Linked DNA regions of Homo sapiens: region 2 is linked to region 1. Evidence: chromatin loops called from intact Hi-C (ENCODE). Cell type or tissue: CD4-positive, alpha-beta T cell. All regions are shown on one strand. Each heading gives the region's core, and the rest is flanking DNA. Links, peaks and the distances in the headings are about the cores only. Region 1 has its middle 220 kb from the start of LINC02151. Region 2 has its middle 16 kb from the start of NNMT.

Region 1 (5,371 bases), core at 323-5,322:
TTTGTTTACCAATCCTGGCTTCTAATTAAAATTAGCTGATGGTTCTTCTACTTGGTTTTTGTTCTGACTATTTTTAAGCCAGAGCTGCTAGATCAGTGCAGCCACTAGTAAGCTGTCAAATCAAATTTTCAAAAGCAAATTGCTTTTATAATTAATTATTATTACCGCTCCCAGTTTTGTGTTGCCTTAATGAACACAATCAGGTTTCACCCTCTGCTTCTCCCCCACACGCACTCAGCACCCCCTCACTTTCCCAGACCCACCTCCCACCTCTCCAATCCAAGTTGGGCAAATGGAAAAGGAAAGAAGAAAAGCAGACACGTTCTGAGCCCCCTCCCCAACCCCCCCGTAGCCACCTCCTTGCTCACACCCTCACCTTCAGAGTGAGTAATTAAAGTTCTGCTGCCTGTTACGGAATAAATGGTACATGTTTTAATTACCCCTGAGCCTACCCAGGCATCCCCACACCCCCGCCCAAGTCTGTGAGTCTATGTGGTTTTGAGGGGGACAGTTGAGAGAGAGAAAGAGAGAGAGAGAGAGAGAGAGAAAGTGCTTCTGTGATGGTGACAGCGGTCTGTCACCCAGGGCCTGGCATTCACTGGGGAACTGTCAGTTACTAAGGAAACTAGGAGGGAGAAAGGAAGGGAGAGAGGCGGTTAGATCCAATTTTGGGTGACAAGTGTGAGGCATAAAGATTTTGGCCTCCTCTGTGCATCCCAGCCTAAGTGAAATCTCTGGGGGTGGGCAGGGGGTGGGCCAGGGAACAGGCAACACCAGGAGGCCACGCCCTTCTTAGGAACCTAAGGCAGGTCAGAGGGAGAGAGACGCTAAGGCAAGATCAGCACAGGACCAGGACGGTGACCAGAGCAGGGGTGTGTGTGTGTGTGTGTGTTCGCATGCACACAGCTGTTCACACCCATGTTTGTGTGTGCCTGCCTCTACATTCATCCTTTCTGTCTTTTGGGTATTTTCTGTTATTTTCCTTTCGTTTTCCTCCTTCCTCAGTTTGTAATGTATTTAATTTCCATCCTTCCCCCACTCTGATTTTTTTGGTTATTCTATTCTGTGTCTTCTTCCTTTCTCTTTCTGTCTCTTTTCTCTCTCTCTCTCCCTCCCTCCCTCTCTCTGTCTCCCACACACACACTCTTCTTCTCTGTCTTCCTCTCTTCCTCTGCATCCGTCTACTATCTTTTTCTCTGTCTGTTCCCAGACCACTCCCCTCCCCAGCATGGCGCTCTCTGTTTTCCCTCTTCTCTGTCTCTCCCAGTCTCTGGTCCAGACCTGTCCTGGTGGATCTGCAAGGGTGAGAGACCCTGGGGACCATCTGAGCCTTTGTACCCTAACCTGACTCCGCATCCAGGCCTGGCTTGATCCTCCTGACCCAAGAACACACAGAAGCCTGGGAGGAAGGGTCTGAGTGAGTGCTGACATGGAGCCTCAAAGTTGAGTTCTCGAAATCGGATGCCATTGGAATGGGTGGGACAGAGCGCACTGCACAAAAAAGTCATCAGTATTTCTGGAACAAGAGCAGAGAGCAGATCTCTCAACCAAGACAGAGTGGGGAGGACAGGGGGCAGGCTGGGAACCAGTGCACCAAGGAGGGCACACAGGCAGGTGAGGGAGACAGGGAGAAGGGCCCAGGGCTGACTTCTGGGGCTTTTGACTTTCACAAAGGGCACGAAGACATCACAGAAAGAAGCATGTGAGTCACCAGTTCTGACTCAGGCCCTGGCTGGCTAGTGACAGGACAGGGCATTCCAGATGTCACTCAGGAACCCCAAGAGGACTCCAGGCCTGGGGAGAGCTCCTGCTGCCTGAGACAAAGAAGCGCCCAGCAGAGGCAGGGACCTCCCACTTTCTTCCCCAGGACCTGAGGCCTTCACACTTGCTCCCAGGGAGCCCCGCGGGACGTGGCCAGCCTCACTTTCACTTGCCACCATGTCTGTCTTTCACCCCTCACTCTCATCTCTTCTCCTTGGCACTCTATTGACCAGGGCCTGGGTCTTTTCCTGTTCTGCTCCTGGGGAAGACAGGGCCCTGGGCTCGACTGTGGCCTGAGCCCTGGCTCCTGGGGCCCCTCGGGGACAGCCCAGGGTGCTGGAGGGACAGTGCCGCAGCCGTGCTCGTCAGGGGTGCGAGAGGATGACGCTCAGGCTGCCCTGCCGCCAGTGGGCCTCCCAAGCGGCCCTGCCCACAGCAGGGATAGTCTAGGTGGTGGGTGTGGAGCCGACACCACAATCAAGCGTTCACCATGCCTAAAACCAGGGCCAGCTGGGTGGGAGTCACCTTTCTGTGCAGAACCAGGGTCCTTGGGATGCCTCCAAAGATATCATCAGGCCCCTCTCGGTGTCCCCAGCCCTCCACCCAGTCCAGCCAACCGCGCACACACCAAACCCCGAGGAGGCAACTCAGCCCTCCCTCCTCCAGGGGGCGCACTCTGGCCCACACCGACAGCGGCCTGGAGGCACTTCTAGGAAATCAAGGTGCCCTTGGAGACAGAATCCCAGCAGGAGCCCCACGCCGAGTGGGAGAGACCTCCGCCCTGCTTCTGAAGCCGCAGGCGCTGGCCTCAATAATCCCCCAGCCGCGGGCCGATTTGGCATCCTCCGACCCCTGCGGCCACTGCCAGGTAAGTGCTCCTGCCAATGCATCAGTGTAGAGCAAGCCTGCCACCTGGTGGTGAGGCCACCCAACTACAGGCTGGGGCTCTTGAGGGCCATGCTGTCCCGCGCCGAGGGCCCCACACCCGGGTGCCCGCTGGCTCCCGCAGAGCAGACCCTGAAGGCGCGGAGCCCTGCCCAGGGCCCTTCTAGGCACTGCTGAGTTTGTGAGGGCAGAAAAGCAGAAGGTAGGGGTGGGTCGAGTTCAAGGGCTGAGGCAGAAGACCCCCGGGGAGGGCCTGATCCGAGGGATTTGGGAAAGAAGAGATTCGGTCTCCCAAGGGGCTCACACGCCCCTTCCCTGGGCATCTATCAGGAAGCAGCAGCTTGGGGCCATGGAGAGGCCTAAAGCCTGCATTCCACTCCTGGCCCCACCACCGGCCACAGTGGGGCTGTGCACACCGCTCCTACCGCAGGAGTAGGGCGGACTGACAGGAAGATGAGTCCCTGCGCCCGGAGCTCACCAGAGCCCGGATAAGCCGAAGTCGGCAAATGGATGGGACAGGCAAGTGTACTGGGGCAGGAAGGGCCTTTGGGATCTTCTCATTTAACAGAGGCTGCATCATGAGTTCCGTGGGACCCTTAGCACCTTCGTCTTCATGGGCCTCTTCCTCCACGCACACAAATTCATATTTAAATCCTATTTTATGGCCAAGCAAGGTGGCTCACGCCTGCAATCCCAGCACCCCAGCACTTTGGGAGGCAGAGGTGGGAGGATGGCTTGAGCCTGGGAGGCAGAGATTGCAGTGAGCCGAGATCATGCCACTGCACTCCAGCCTGGAAAACAGAGCAGAACTCTTATCTCTCTCTCTCTCTCTCTCTCTCTCTCTCTCTCTCTCTCTATATATATATATATATATATATATATATATTTATATATTTATATAATTTATACATTTATATAAATATATGTATATAATGACTGCTTTGGTATCAAGATGAATGTATTAATATTATATATTAAAAATATTTTCCTCAACCAAAAAGCGTATTCTTTCTCTTCTGACTTTAAAAGAAATTAAAACATTTTTGCATGCCTGCTGTGCTCATGGATAAGTGGGCCCTGAATCCCACCTCCTCCTGTTGCAGATGAGGAAACTGAAGCCCAGAGACAGGAAGAGACTGTTCAATGTCACACAGGGGCTGTGGCAGGGCTGGGGCCAGAACAAGTCTTCAGGCTTCCAGGCTAGGGCTCTTTCCATTACCCATTTAACCTTTTTCAAGAGGTGGAAAAATCCCTGCCACCTGCTGCTCAGGCCCAGGAAGAGCCCCCTCATCTAGCCCACCCATGCCCTGGAAACTCTGGCTGGGATCTGCTATTCCGCCCTCCCTGGTGGCAGCCTTCCCTCCCCCAGCCCTGGCCCTGCAGCCAAGTCACCACCACCACCGAAGCTCTTTGGCCTGCTGTCTTGTTAATTCCTAATTTCCAATTTGCAAGAAGAGAGAGCCTTAAACCTCCATCTCACCAGCCCAGCAATCACACAGATGATCCAAGTATCTCTGGACAGCCTTTAATTTATTTCCCAGTGCACGCGGGCACTGCTGAGAGACTTGATGGCACCAGCTTAAACATAATAAATTACTCAAGTACCAGAGATTAGTTAATAAAGCTCCAGGCTCCCTCCCAGCCCCTGCTGACTTGGTCTGTGACACCAAAGATTCCTTTGAAGATACCCAACTGGAGGGGTGGGGGGTTCTGAAGTGGGGGTCCCCAGGTCTGAGTCAGCTAGCCAGCCCTCCTCAGGACCCTTGAAGCCAGGCAGAAGTTGTGCCGGGGCTGGAGAGGCAGGGACCCCAGAAATCCACAGGGTGGACTCCAGCATTTTCTACTCCACATCTCAACATATCAGTGGAAGTCATAATCTAATGGTAAATCTGATCCTGGCATGAGCACAGCTTGGAAGACGAGGAGTCAGATGTGTGCCCAAGAATGAAGAAAGATGCTGGTTACTTTTGGAGCCAAGCAAAGGGAACAGAGATGCTTTTTCATGGAGACACAAAGGATCAGGATAGTCTCTAAGCATCTGAAGGCTGATCCCTGCCCCTCAGTCCTATGACCTTCCAGGTGTGTCTTCACAGGGCGTCATGTTGTCCACATACCATCCCCTCACCCCAGTGCCTTTGGCCCTGGCCTGACAACAGTCGCGCCTCACCCAGTCGCGCCTCACCCACACCTGCACAGTCCCCACCCTCCCCCATCAGAACTGTCTATAAAACTCACATCTAACCATATTGCTTTTCTGACTACAAATTCCTGATGTTCTGCTGTTGCCTGCCTAATAAAATGTGGTGCCAGAACCTGGACTTCGTCGTCTTCCTCTAGCGGTAATGAAAATAGGGAATTGGAAAAGATATTTGAAGGAAAGGGTGTAGCTTGCCTCCTGGGGAGCCTCAAAAGAGAAGATTCTCATCTGCTTGGATGGCTCAGCAGATTCCTGAGTGAGATGAAGAAATGGACAAGACAAACTCAGAATTCAGTCCTAGTCTGTGATACTGGAAAAACAGCCTTGGCAGGGGTCAAAGAAAGGCATAGAGAAAGGATGTCTGGAAAATGGTAGGAGTTGAGCGGTTCCCTGAGCTCCCCCAGGAACCCCATCCTCCCTAAGAACCTCAGCCGCTGGCCTCACACCAGTGCCCCAAGTCTAATGGTCTCAAGGAAGATAAACCCAATAGCTTTTGTTCTGACACCAAAGCCAGAGCTCCTGGCGCCC
Region 2 (5,371 bases), core at 253-5,252, 2.0 Mb before region 1:
AAGCCCTTGACCACATTCTGCCTCATGCACCTACTCTGCCTCTTTTTCTCTCCGTTAGTTCTGACATCGGTAGTTTTTACCTTACCCTTTACCCATTACTAAAAGAAGAAATATGTTGGCTGCTATGTTAGTCCATTTTGCAATGCCGTAAAGGAATACCTGAGACTGGGTAAATTTATAAAGAAAAGAGCTTTATTTGGCTCATGGTTCTGCAGGCTGTACAAGCATGGCGTTAACATCTGCTCAGTTTCTGTTGAGGCCTCAGGAAGCTTACAATCATGGCGGAAGGCAAGGGAGGAGCAGGCATTTCACACGGCGAGAGAGGGAGCAAGAGAGAGAGGAGGAGATGCCAGGCTTCTTTAAACGATCTGCTCTCTTGTGAAAGAGCTCACTCGTTACTGTGAGGATGGCACTAAGCCATTCATGAGGGATTTGCTCCCACGACTCAAACACCTACTACCAGGTCCCACCTCCCACATTAAGGATTACATTTCAACATGAGATTTGGAGGAGACAAATATCCAAATTATATCAGCTACATCAAGAATGTTCTCTTTGTACTTAGGTACAAAGGTTGTGGCACTGTCCCTAGAAGGCACTACTAATGTTCTGGGCACCTGGTGTGATAGAACAGGCCAGTGCTCCAAGCAGGCAGAGAGTACCAGAGGTGACTGTTGGTAGGGGTGGGAGGTGGACCTAATACTCATGTGTGTGTGTGTGTGTGTGTGTGTGTATTATGTGTGCATATGTGAGTGTGTGCACATGTATGTGTGGTGATTCAGGTAGTGGAGAGTGGCTAGATCTGTCAGTGGTGTCACCACATGGGTGATGAATGAGGTTGTATCCCAGGTGCTGGGGTCAGATCAGAAGTTGGATACCAGGAGAAGCTTGCAGCAGATGGGACCAGAGGCTGAGTGTTAACTCCTTCCAAGGGGAGCTCCAAGTGTACACAGGAGTGTGCAGCCAGAAAGCTGCTATGGGATGGGAAGGCATAAGGCAAAGAACAAGGCAGCCAGGCACATGTGCAGGGTTTCCAGGGCAGGTGCCCTACGCAAGACTGGGTTGCCTGGTGCTCCCCTTGCTGCATAAAGTAGGATGGACCAGCCTGGGCCACCCAGGACGAGGGTGTGTGTCCTGCGATAGGTTCTTCTAAGGACCTGGTGTTAGTTATGTGAACATTCACATTGGGAGACTATTGGCTCCTTTGATCCTCAAGTCACCATATACACGTGGGCCCAGTGTGAGTAGGTATTGCTATTGGCCTCACGGGAGAGAGGGTGATACTGACATGTACAAGGCGTGGCTAGTGACAGTGAAGAGCTTACAATTCACTGAATTTATTAAAAAACACACAGCGTGCTTTTATTAAGTCCCCACTGAGTAGGCATGGGACTCTACTACAAGGCAGAATTTGCTAATTCTAATACAAGGGGATGATGGGAAGCACAGAAGAGGGAGGGATTAGTTCCTGCTGGGGAACTGGAGAAGACTTCATGGAGGAAGCTGCAGCGAAGATGAATCTTAAAGGAGGGTGATGGTTGGAAAGGCATTCCTGCTAGAGGAAACAACACTGCTAAAAGCATGGTGCTGGGGTCAGATCAGGAGTTGGATACCAGAAGAAGCTTGCAGCAGATGGGACTAGAGGCTGAGTGTTAACCCCATCCAAGGGGAGTTTAGGAAGATGCTGGGTGAATGATGTGATGTTTCATTTGGCTCATTTGGCTCAAGGGTGGGCTCCCTATGCCAGAGCAGAAGGAGACAGTGCTAGGAAGGTAGCTCAGGCGTGGCTCTAGGAGCCCCTGCAATCAGACTTCACCAATAAGTATTCATATATCATTTGCCAGGTACTAAGAATGTGAGGATAACAATTTTTGCCCTCGCTGGGCTTGCAGACAGTAGTGGCAGCAGTTTATAGGAGGTGAGAGCGCACAGAAAGAAATGCCTAATTTGGGGGAGATAATGGAGTCTTTACAAAGAGGTAACATGTCCACACTGACTTTGAACTAACAGGAACTAGCAGGTTGCCAGGCAGGTGGTGAGATGAAGGTGGTGGTGGACTAGGGCGTCGAAGGTGTTTCAGGTGGAAGAAGCCACGTGACAAAGGTGGGGTCACGGAAGGATGCTGAGCGTGTTTGGGAAACCTCGATCAGGAAACATGTACTGAGAGTCTGCTATGTGCCAAGCCCCATTCTGCATTCTGAGGCCATGGAGAATGAGTCAGACAGGGAGGGCCCTGCTCTCATTCTAGTTGGGAAGGGAAGGGAAGGCAGACAATGAGAAAATAAACAAATAAAGATGAGGACATGATTTTCAGAATGGGAGAAGCCCTAAAAGTAGAAAGAATGGCACTGTGGAGAGTACCTGGGGCAGAGGGCTGGAGGGAGGGCTGAGTACAAGTGCCTGGGATAGACAGACCTGGGCTGGGCTCACACAGCCAGATGGTGGTGTGTGAGCCGGGAGCCCCTAGGGCAAGGGTGCTAAGCCCAGTAGTCACCCTTTCACTGGACCAGAGCTCTCCAAAGGTGGAGCAGAGAACACCTCTGAAAGCAGAATCTACAGGCAGACAGGAGCTGATCCTGCCTGTTGCACACCCTGTCTGCCCGCCCTGCCCCAGAGAATCCCCTTATTCATTTTCAAGCCCTTCCTTTTTCCCTTCCAGAGAAGGGTCTTAGGTACTCAGACCTTCAGGGGAAGGTACAGGCAGTGACTGGGGTGGGTGGTCCATTCTTGGGGACAAGGCAGGTCATCCTGCTGAATGTGTGTCTCTGCGATGTGCCCTTTGGGAAAAGGAGGAACAAGGACAGCAGGATGGCTGCAGGCACCTGACCAAGACCTGTTTTTGGATTATTTCCCTTGTCTTTCACTCTCTGGGCACAAGAGGGCAGCCAAGTCTTGAGCTTGGGGGCTGCAGGGCCAGTGGGGTGGGAGGGCTCTTCCCTCCTTTGCTTGTCCCCGGCCTGCTCATTTGCCGGCAGCCTGCACTCCTGTTCTCCCAGATCCTGACCACTGAATGAGGGAACCAGGAAGAGGAAGGCCGCAGCCAGCGCAGAGTGCCCTGACCTCCACCCGGCCATGTATTCTACATGTTGCCTCACCTCCACCACAGAAGCTGAGGCCCAGGAAAGCCAACCCAGACCTGCTGGCCCAGGGTCCCACTAGGGACGTAGGCTAGCCCATATGCTGCCTGGATGACAGACCGAGGGAGGGGCACACTAGCTGGCCTCTGGAGGAGAATTCTTCCAGCCTCTCTCTGCTGTAGTAAAAACCTCCTTAAAACCCACGAAGCTGGGGCAGTAGGACCAATTGCAGCAGATGGGGCACAATTAGCTCACTAGATCCGTTCAATGGCTATTAAGGCCAATCCGTGCGTTAGGGCCCATGCAAGTGGGAGGAATACAAAGATGAATGGGATTCAGGCTCTTCCAAAAAGCTTACCTTCTAGTGGACAAGTGGCCATTGGAGCATAATGTGGCAAGTTTAGTGAGAGAGAGATGTTCAGAGCACTGGGGAGTATAGAGGAGGTCCATTAACCTAGCCCTGGGGGTATGGTGGAGGGAGGTCAATGAAGTCTTCCTGGAATTCATGCCCAAGCTGACTATTAAAGATAAAAGAATTTAGACAAGCAAAGGGAGGGAGGGCTTTTCAGGCAAAGGGTCAGACAGTGTGAGCAAGAAATCAAAGTCAAGACACAACATGAGAGGGATTAGAAGTTCCAGTGTGTTTGAGAAAGTTCCAGTTTGGCACTGTTTACTGTTGCAACCATTTTAATAGATACACACTCCATGAGCTGGCTCTTGTCTCCCTCTTCAGCCAGTTGAAAGGGCTTCTTGAACAGGTTTGCACATTTCCACAGGGGCTTTGGAGAACTGAGTTTTTCTAGGCTAGGGACTACAGGATTAGGGGAAATTGGATGCCAAAAAAGAGAATTAGAGGCAGGGAAATTAGCTTTCTGGCAGGCCTTTTTCTCTGGGGGAATGTCTTCTTCACTGTGCCTGAACAAGTGACTCCTGTGCGAACTAGAGACTGATGAGGAAATTGACAAAGGAAGGTAAAGTGACTAAAGACTTCTGTGCCTGAAATGAAGTACACTCAAGAGGAATCCAGAGGTTAAGATCATAAACCCCAGCCTGGGCAATGTAGTGAGATCTCCACTCTACTAGAAATTAAAAACGCCAGGCATGGTGGCATGCACCTGAAGTCCCAGCTACTCAGGAGCCTGAGATGGGAGGATCGCTTGAGCCCAGGAGGTCAAGGCTGCAATGAGTTGTGATTGCACCACTGCACTCCAGCCTGGGCCACAGAGTGAGACCCTGTCTCAACAAACGAACAAACAAATACCCCAAAATTGTAAACAAATACAAAAACAATAAAAAAATTAGATTCCTGCTTGATAATTAGATTCCTGCCAAAGTGATCAGGTGGACAGACTGGAAGAAATATTTACAGTGAATAAAACCAACAGGGGACAGATATTTTCTAGAATATACAAGGAACTACTGCAAATCAACAATAGGAAAAAGTCTAAAGACAAAAAGGAGCAAGAATATGACCAGGAAATGTATAGAAGAGGAAACTCCAAAAGCTAGCAAGCATTTTGTGACAGAGATTGTCTAACTCCTCCCCAATTTGCATGTCCTTTTTTCAGCACACATCCAGGCTGTATTTCACAGCCCCCTTGCCTCAGGCCATGTGATGGAATTCTGACCCAAAGAATATTAACAGATTAATGTATGGCACTACTTAGGCTGTGTCCTCAAAACCCTCGCATTCCAATCTCCTCCGAGAGCTCTCTCCCCTCCTCTGAGGGCTAGATGAAGAGAATCCAATGGAAGGCTCTGGGGCCTTAGAGCCACACAATGGAAGAAGTCTGAGTGCCGAAAGGACCACTGGGGGAGTACCCTTCCCTTGCCTGCCATCATGGTCTGTGATGTGAAAACAAACATTTATTTTGTTAAGCCACTGAGGTTTGAGGTCTGTTACATCACTTAGCTTATCTCACTGATACTGATATGCATGTTTAGAAGTGCTCAAACTCATCAGAGAAAGTGTACAACTTCACTTATTCTCATTAGACTAGCAAAAATTAGTATAGCAGATCATTCTAAAAATTGATGGTAGGGATGGGAGTGGGTGTGCCGATACAGGGAACCTCATGCACTGCTGATGGGGGTGTAGACTGGTATAGCCTTGCTGGGGGCAATCTGGTGGTTCTTACTCAAATTAAATATGTGGATACCTTAGGATTCACCAGTTCTACTACTGGGAATGCCCCCCATAGGAATTCTCACACAGGTCTCTATATGAAGGAGACATGGATGTCTCTGGAATCATTGTGTTGGGGAGTTGGAAACAATCTGGGTATCTGCTCCTG

Evidence for each region. Peaks named below come from ENCODE experiments on the same cell type or tissue, not always from the same donor. Only the 100,000 strongest peaks of a DNase experiment are listed, where the experiment ranks them.
Region 2: a loop joins it to region 1, with 24 times the contacts of the local background. A loop is called at or near these places in 2 of 110 quality-filtered maps.

Annotation. Positions count from the first base shown.
Region 1 is chr11:116,274,098-116,279,468 of GRCh38, forward strand. No RefSeq gene overlaps it. Among named protein-coding and RNA genes, the nearest start is that of LINC02151, 220 kb to the right of the region's middle. RefSeq lists an enhancer at 1,518-2,468. In CD4-positive, alpha-beta T cell, for the core only: CTCF peaks have their summits at 2,542 and 2,744; a DNase peak (open chromatin) is centred at 2,674; H3K4me3 peaks cover 348 bases.
Region 2 is chr11:114,277,907-114,283,277 of GRCh38, forward strand. It overlaps a transcript of NNMT not described here. Among named protein-coding and RNA genes, the nearest start is that of NNMT, 16 kb to the right of the region's middle. In CD4-positive, alpha-beta T cell, for the core only: a CTCF peak has its summit at 2,994; a DNase peak (open chromatin) is centred at 2,895.